Regions from separate parts of the Mus musculus genome. Here region 2 is linked to region 1. The links are chromatin loops, found by intact Hi-C in ENCODE. Cell type or tissue: left cerebral cortex. All regions are shown on one strand. Links, peaks and the distances in the headings refer to the core of each region. The heading gives the core; the rest is flanking DNA. Region 1 has its middle 51 kb from the start of Ak4. Region 2 overlaps Dnajc6 (DnaJ heat shock protein family (Hsp40) member C6).

Evidence for each region. Peaks named below come from ENCODE experiments on the same cell type or tissue, not always from the same donor. Only the 100,000 strongest peaks of a DNase experiment are listed, where the experiment ranks them.
Region 2: a loop joins it to region 1, with 2.2 times the contacts of the local background. A loop is called at or near these places in 1 of 42 quality-filtered maps.

The regions. Positions count from the first base shown.
Region 1 is chr4:101,468,400-101,472,796 of GRCm38, reverse strand. No RefSeq gene overlaps it. Among named protein-coding and RNA genes, the nearest start is that of Ak4, 51 kb to the right of the region's middle. In left cerebral cortex, for the core only: a CTCF peak has its summit at 2,064 (motif pointing left); DNase peaks (open chromatin) are centred at 930 and 2,031.
Region 2 is chr4:101,617,518-101,621,914 of GRCm38, reverse strand. It overlaps Dnajc6 (DnaJ heat shock protein family (Hsp40) member C6), which reads right to left. Exons shown (of 19, transcript NM_001164583.1): 12 at 3,087-3,521. Among named protein-coding and RNA genes, the nearest start is that of Leprot, 28 kb to the left of the region's middle. In left cerebral cortex, for the core only: a CTCF peak has its summit at 3,971; DNase peaks (open chromatin) are centred at 464, 1,543 and 1,757; H3K27ac peaks cover 1,261 bases.

The DNA.
Region 1 (4,397 bases), core at 139-4,138:
TTAACAGCAAAATTCTTATATTAAAAATTCCTTCACACATACTCCTTCTCTTCCAGGCCCTTCACTGAAGTTGCCTCTGAACCCCAATCCCTTGCAACTCTATAAAAAGATAACAAAAATTCGCACGTTTGGGGGCACAAATTTGGGAAAGTGGCTCAAAGATGACTCTCTTGGTAGGTTGATTGTTAATGACAATGACAAAGAGTGTATTGAGAGCGCTAGAGTTCATCCCCATAGTTCAATCTTTAAAACGAGAAGGGAAAGAAACCTCCACCCTGGTGACTGATCTAAGCCCTTTGCTTCCCTGCTAATGCAGTGTTGTCTTTTCCAGCCAGTCCCACTAACTGCCTCTCCTCCCCCTGCAAAACCATCCTGGCATGAAGGGAGCTGATTATCTTGTTTTTACTGAGGCTTGAACTAGCTCATTTGTCAACTTTAAACAAAACCCTTCCAATCTCACCTATTTCCTACATAGCAACTGTGGTGGTTTGAATATGCTTTGCCCAGGGAGTGGCACTATTAAGAGGTGTGGCATTGTTGGAGTAGGTGTGTCACTGTGGGCGTGGACTTTAAGACCCTGCCTGGAAGCTAGTCTTCTAGTAGCTTTCAGATGAAGATGTAGAACTCTCAGTTCTTCCAGTCCCATGCCTGCTTGGATGCTGCCATACTCCCATCTTGATAATAATAGACAGAACCTCTGAACCTGTAAGCCAGCCCCAACAAAATGTTGTCCTTATAAGAGTTGCCTTGGTTATGGTACCTGTTCACCCTAAGACAGCAACTGAGTTGCTTAGCGTACTCTCCTGTTTTGCTTCTTTCTCATTTTCTTCTTTTGCACACCACTTCTACTGCTCTATGCCTACTTTTATTTTAGTCTCAAGTTAAATAAAGTGTATACACACCACAGTTCTGGCTGTCTTCCCTCCTATTCATTCCACCCTGGTTTAGATGATGTATTAACAGCAGGAGTATGTAGTTGTGTGTTATGAGTAGTGAGTAACAGAGTCCAACATGAGGACCATGCATCAGAATATGTGTTGTGTATTGAAGACTCCTTATCCATATCCCTGACAATGAGGGCCAGCGAGCTGGATGCTTCTGTTCTTCAGTATTATCCCCTCGTTGTCTTGCCTATTATGAGTTGCTTGGACTTTCTGCACAGATGCTCACATGTTCCTGTTGCTTGAAGAATGTCTTAAAGCTAAGCACTCTGAGTTAAATCTTGACTTTCCAGAACATGCTTTATAGATATATACATACATGTTCAGGATTCTGAAACCTATTTTTATAAGCTATGGTGCATTATAAATTAGAATGTTGGTCTTGAGTCACAGTTTTGTTTTCCTCTGGGGGATTCGTTTATGAATGTGTTGGGCCCTCTCCATCCCCTATAGCTGTTTTCTCTCTGAACATTTCTTCTTTTTACCATTCTGTTTTAATCCTATGAGTTTGCATCCTCTATGTCCACATCATCTTTGTATGTCCTGTTGAATCTGGACTCTATCACATCCCTGTAAATTCTTTCTCAGGACCCTTGTCTCAGTTCACGCTCCTCGTTCAACTCTTATGGTTTTTCCCTGTGTTCTGCTCAGGACTGAATTTCTGAATGGTGCTGTTCTGCACGTACGTCTCTGCTGTTGCTCCTGATTCTGTTTGACCCATGTTGTCCATGCTGGAGTGAGGGTGTACTACAGTTCCCTCTGCTCAGAAGTTAGGTCTTGGATATTCTTTATCAGCTATAGGACTTAGATTCCCAATCTATTTCCTTTTAAAAGTAATTTGTAGGTTATTGGAAAGATGACTGGGGATAAAGATACTGCCAAGTTCCTCTTTGATTTCAAGGATACACATGGTAAAATGAGAGAACCACAGGCTGTCCTCAGACTTCTACACGTGAGCAGTGGCAACTACACACACACACACACACACACACACACACACACACACACTGCAAGAATAATTTTGTGTGGCTCGTGGCTGCTTTTTCTGCTCCATCTCAAGATGTTGTATGTTCCTGCCCGAGGTGTTTCTACAGCAATGATGGAGCTTTGCTGAACAGCACCCTCTTCTGTTGGTGCGCTGAAATACATTTCTTTTTTTATATTATTGTTTATTAACTTCAAACACCACTTCGACCATAGTATACAACCATCTTCAAAGAGAGCTACAGGCCCAGCCTCCTGAAATATATTCCTTAATGAACAGTACCTTTTGGGTCAGTGCTAGGGCAAGTCTGATGCCTTAGATTTCCTGGTATCTTTGTTTCTATGGGTTTTTCTCCTGTAAGTCTTCCACAAGAGCAACAGAGCTGGTCCTGATTCAGGTATTTCACTCATTTCACTCAAATGAAACAGGAATTTGCAGTATTGTGTGGCTATAAATGAATTAAATAATGTCATCCTGCTTTTATTCGTTTCTGTGTTTTTTGAAGGATGTATGGAACGGCTCAGACTTCTACGTGGCTATTATTTTCAGAGTCCTCGTTTTCTTGACAAAACTTGCAAATACCAACATTGATAAAATTTTAGGCAGGACGTCTCTTGTGGCAATGTACCAGTTCCTCAAGTTAAACCGAAGACGGGCAGACCAACTAAGACAAGGAGAGCCAAACAAGTAAGTGAGCGAATAGAGGGCAAGTTTAAATACGCTGAGAGAGAAAATGGCTCTCAGGTCGAAGCAATGTTGTCCTTCCTCCTACTCACCATGTTGGCTCAATACTGTGAAAAGTCCTATGACCAATGTTTTCAGGGTAGTCTGTTTGTCCTGCTGTCCCTGTGTCCAGTCATCTGGAATGCTATTCTTTTTTTAAATATTTATTATATATATATGAGTATGCAATGCTATTCTTAATGATGTTACAATAGATATAGCTAGACTGTGTATGTAGACGATCTCTCTGAAGACAGCAGCTGCTCTAGCCTCCTAGATCTGAATTCAGCAGTTCATCTCTTCATTCCTGATCACTCCTTGTTAGAAAACTCTGTTCTTCCATCACCTTAGATGGTGGGATAGAGAAAGTCCATGATCAGATGTGAGACAATCTCTCTGCTTGGAGGCTTTCCAGGCCTGTGAAAGGCACCAACGCCAGAGCCCTGGCCAAGAGAAAAGACTGATGCAGGAGAAACCCAACGGGTTAGTTCCTTCTCAGCTCATGTGGCATATAGCTCTGTATCCCATTTTTTTTCTCATCTTAACTAAGACTCAAAGTAGCTGGGCTATGTGGTCAAGACCTGGATAATGGGAGTCAAAATGAGGGAGAAGAGCTGAGTAGTCTCTAAGTGAGGTTTCTTTAACCATTTACTGAGTGGCCAGGCTTGGCTGAACTTACCATTCAGGTTCGTCACGAGTCAGGTTATCACTGGATCATGGCCAACTGCTGGCATCAGACAGCCTGCATTTCGAGTGTCTCCAAGTGCATTCTGTGCATACACGATTTAAATTGGTTTCCTCAAGTCTGGCGATGGTTGCTACTTCATTACTGGGATGCTCATAGGTTCATGGCTTAAAATTAGTATGAAACAGGAGTGTGTTGTGGGAGGCTGAACCAAGACCATTGCTACAGAGGTCAAAGCCAGCCTGCATCAGAGTGAAGTAGGGTAGATATACCCAGCTGAACAGTAGTGGGACAAACCAGTGATTGAAGCATACAGTGCTCTGTGCCCAGGCAGTGGTGGCGCACGCCTTTAATCCCAGCACCTGGGAGGCAGAGGCAAGTGGCTTTCTGAGCTCGAGGCCAGCCTTGTCTACAGAGCGAGTTTCAGGACAGCCAGGGCTACACAGAGAAACCCTGTCTCGAACCCCGCCCCACCCCCAAATAAAACAAAACAAAACGAAAAAAAAAGTGCTCTCTGGCACACATATTACCCAGAATTCTAAGGCCTGACAGTTTTTGATTGTCTCCCCATCTGTAACACACAAAACCTAACCCCTATCTCAGACTGGTCTAGTCACCAGATGACCCTCGTTCCTTTATCTTGCCTAACTTAAAATTGGCCCACAAGGCTCTGCTGCTTGGCCGATGCAGTATTTAAATTTCTGAAATGTTAAATATACACCTTGTACAGGTTTATCTGAGGAAAGGGAATGATGGGGCCACCACAGGCCACACTCTGCTAGTGGCGGCAACAGGCTAGGAGCGGTAGCTTGCTACTTCGCAACAGAGCATCTTTCCCTCTTGCCTCAAGCTTACAGCCATTTTCTCATCTTCTCCTCACGTCTCCACTGGAGCATGTACCCTTTTTCCCTCCTGTTGCAGCCTAACTACCCCCTCCAACTCAACTCCTTAGCTCATGTCAGTGGCAGAGTCACTTACTGTCATGTAAATATGGCATAGTTTCTGGCCCTCTACACTGTCTCCCACCAGCAAACTCCAAGGTCTTTTCCATTCCGCCTCACCT
Region 2 (4,397 bases), core at 183-4,182, 150 kb before region 1:
GCATTAGAAAAGTTGAGAACCACTGAGCTAGAGAACTAAGTAAGGGAACTAAGAAGGTGGGAATCCCTGGTTGTCAGCAATAGTGAATCTTCTTGGGGCTATACTGTGTTATAGAGGTGACCTTGGGTGGTCCTCAACTTCTCCCTGACAAACGGAAGTGCCATTACCTTCACTCATTCCTGGAGAAACTGAGGTTCAGAAATTATCTTTTGTTCAACTCCAGGAAATACTTTAGGCTAGACTCATAGTCAAATTTTCCAGCTCAAAACTCCAGATAACCCCCACAGGCCCTAGTCACGAAGTGTGACACCAATCACCAAGCTGCATGGAGACAACTGCCCTGATTTCTCACTGTGGAGCAAGGAACAAAAAAAATCTCCTTGAACTACCTAAAGTGAGATGTCACTTCCAAATCTGTAGGTACCAAGCTGATGACTGCTTGCATCCTGGAGTGGGGCTGACCCATTCTAGAAATAGAGCCTGAGAGCCAAACCAGCGAACAGACACTTCCCACTGTCACGACGTGTTGAGGCATGTGGCTCACAAGTTTACAGCTATGGTGTCAGTGGCAAGCACAATGCTCTCCCAACACTTGGCGGAGTTGCAGTAGCAATACCTATACTGTTTCCAGCCATGCAGTCCAGGATGCACATCCTTGACCCCATTTATGACCTCATCCTCTCTAACACAGAACACTAGGGCTTGCAGGGTAGCTGTAAGAGGACAACTGGTAAACCCACTTGTTTCTAGGTTGAAGCTAATCAATGGAGAAAACACTAAAGACTTCTTAGATTACTAGAGCACTTTTAATAGCACCTTGTTTAAGAAATTCCCTAATAGCCAAAAGTGAAGTGCAAATAGTATGGATGAAAACTCAAGAGTTAGTCTTTACCATTATGCCCATAAGTATAATCCCTAACTAAGAAAATTAAGATGATTTTTGTTGTTGTGTTGGTAGTGAGACAGGGCCTCACTACGTAACCCTGCCTGGCCTAGGACTCCCTATATAGACCAGGCTGGCCTGAAAAATCACAGAACCCCACCTGCCTCTGCCTCCCAATTGCTGGGATTAAAGGCATGTGCTACCACACCTGGCCAAATTAAGTTCTTAACAAGGCTCCCCAACTAGTTAAGTGTTAGTCCTGTGTGATTCAAATGCAGGTCATTAATTCTAGACTTGGCATCCTTTCTGATTCTTTTTGGAGGGACAGGACACTGGAGCCATACATCTAGGACTGCCACTAACAACTGGGGATGCTCATCATCGTATCTATGATGTCACAGACAGAATTAACTAATGTCGAAGGTGCCTTCTAGCTCTGCCATGAATGCACCAAGCAGCATAGGACATGGCAAGTTAAATTATCAAACATCCTTAGGATGGTTTGTCTTAAAATTCAGCCATGGAACACTGTGCTGTCTTCAATCTTGGGATTTTGTTTTCCTGAAAGACCTTCTTACTCATCCTGATGAATCAGAACTGGATGGAAGAAAGCAAAGCACAGAAGAAAGAGCCACAATGTGGGATGCAGGCTCCCGGGTATACATCTAGCCACCACCAGCCCAAACCCTGTGATTCTGATTCCCCTTCTCACAAAAGAGGCAGCCAGCAGAACTTCAAAAGCCAAGACCAGCCCCTGAGCCTCCAGCGAAGGTGAAGGATTAGCATGGGAAAAGGTTCCTACAGCATCCTCCCAGCCTAGGTGGTTGAGATTCATCTCTTTACGATTTCTAATGCAGCAGCATCTTGGTTAACAGTGCCGGTCACAGAGCTGCTTTGTGCTGGTTATTCAGAAGCTGCAGTGAATCTCTGGTACCCAGCCAGATCACCTTGCAAGCGTTAATGCTGTGGCTGGCCAGGAAAAAGAAGAGTCACGTTTGTAGTGGTGTGTCAAGTGAACCTAGCTAAGTATATATGGCTCAGACGCCCTACAAAGACCAGCCACACTTCTTTCCACAGACGTGCTGCTGGTCTGAGCCTCTCAAGTATATCCTGGTGTATTCAAACACTTCACTGTATAGCCAGGGTATATCTAGAAAACTAGAATTCAAAGAAAGTATTTCAGGAGGTCTGGGGGAAAGCTCTGAGTCCACATGTCAAGTTTGGACCCTGGCCCCATCTACGCCCAGCTGTTTGAACAAATGCTGCTAATTAAACTCTACGCTTTCATTTCCTCAACTCGGAAGTGGAAATAACAGTAGCATCTGTCTACTGGATTTTAAAAGAAGCGATGCATATTTAATCATGTATTCCATATCTGGCAAGTGGTGGGTACCACATAAATATCAGCTGCTGTAGTAAATAATAGCTCATCCATCTCCATCTTCAAACAGAAGTAACTAAAGTTGACTCAAGGCTTAAGTCCCAAGAAGAGGAAATGAAGAGTAAGAAGTTAAGCCAGAGGATCAGGATGCCTGCTTCAAGAGAGTGACTTCTGGAGGTAACAGGAAAGCTGCACCCATGACATCTCAGTGATAGAACTGGCTAAACAAGACCTGCTCAGTGACAGCACCAGGGGGCATGCCAACACAGACAAAGTTCCCAAAGCCCCACCCCTAGATGAAGAGCAGTGGATCAACAGAGTAACTGACTTTTCCTCCGTGGACAAGTCCCAGATAGGTTATGCAATCCTAAGTAGTCAGCCCTAAATGCAGATGAGCAACACTACAGGGACTCAGGAGCTTGAGACAGATGTAACAATAATGACAAAGAAGAGACAGATGTAACAATAATGACAAAGAAGAGACAGATGTAACAATAATGACAAAGAAGAGATTATGAACTTCAGAACTGAGTGAGGGGGACATGGGGGGAGTTGGAGGAGGGAGGAGACAAGGGGGAAATGATGTAAATATAGTATTCATGTATAAAATATTCAAAAGAGTAAATAAGAGAGAGTATGGATCTTAAATATAACCCCATATCTTTCTACCAAAATGGATAATGTTTGTATGTGTTGTATGTTTTTCCAAGAAACTGTCTAGAAAAACTAGAAAAGTTCAGCTTATTAAAGCATTTGAGTTTTACTTGTTTGGCCCCAAAGTTATTCCTAAAATCAAAGATAGCAGAAAAATAGAAAGATTACCTTCTCCCACTCTTAGGGTTGGCGATGCAGAGGCGGAGGTGGCGGTTCGGCGCGGTGTGGACTGTGCAGACACAGGTCCACTAGGATGAAACACATCTTCTACCCCAGCCTGTCCTGCCTGAGCAGGACCTGTGGCACCTACACCCCCAAACAGGTCACTCAGCAACTCAGAATTGCTGGGAGGAGCTGCCAAGGAAGAGAAGTTCGTGCTCACATCAGACCCTTCCAGGCCCAGGAGGTCCACTTCCTCTGGGGGAGGAGGCGCAGCTGGCTCCTGCTGCTTTTTGCCTGGCTTCTTGGCTCCATGAGGCTTATCACCCTCTGCATTGCCATGGGGGCTGGAGAGAGTCAGTAGCTCATCATCTGACTGCTCACTTTCCTGATTCACCAGGGCAGCGTGGTCCTCCTCACAGCGTGACTTCTCTGATTTCTGATCTAAAAAAGACCAATGTGCAAATAAACGATTATATGACTGACTGCTGGGTCAGGTGAGTTTTGTTATGTTTACATTGTTGCAGAAAGAGAAAATAGGCTACTGGAGATATTAAGTAATATATTTTACATACCTTTGCAAAAATGTAAAAACCACAGGCAGATAAGTGACTACATTTGGATTAAATCCCAGCACTCGGAGTCAGAGGCAGGAGGATTTCTGAGTTCGAGGCCAGCCTGGTCTACAAAGTGAGTTCCAAGACAGCCAGGGTTATACAGAGAAACCCTGTCTCAGAAGAAAAACAAAACAAAACAAAACAACAACAACAACAAAACCCTAAGTTTATCTACAGAGATTCTTTCTTTTTAAAAACATTTTGTCTTATGTGTTTGCATGAGTGCCTGTATTGGGTATGCCTGGACACCATGTGTGTGTGCTTGGTGCCTCTAGAGGCCAGAAAAGGACATTAGATTCCCTGCAATTGGCGTTACAGACAGTCCTCTGTAAGAGCATCACATGCTCTTGACCACTAAGCCAACTCTCCAGGCCCATACAGAAATTATGTCTACATATTAACACGGCAGTGGAAAGGGATAGGTAATGACTTATTAGAAACCATTACTGTGAGAAAGGAGCAAGGTAAGGACCAAGAAAGAGACCAACAATCTATCTACAAGCCATATCTGCCTGGGCTTCCGAGTCTGTTCCATTTTTCAAAAGAAGATTTTGTAAACAAACCTTTGGAGCCAAAGGAATCATATGAATACTTTTTAACCTAACATTGAAAACATCTGGGAGTGTTGTCTTACAAACACACATCAGGGGGATCAAGAAAATGTTACTGAGGACATCTCTGAGGCTGAATCCCCAACCCTTTC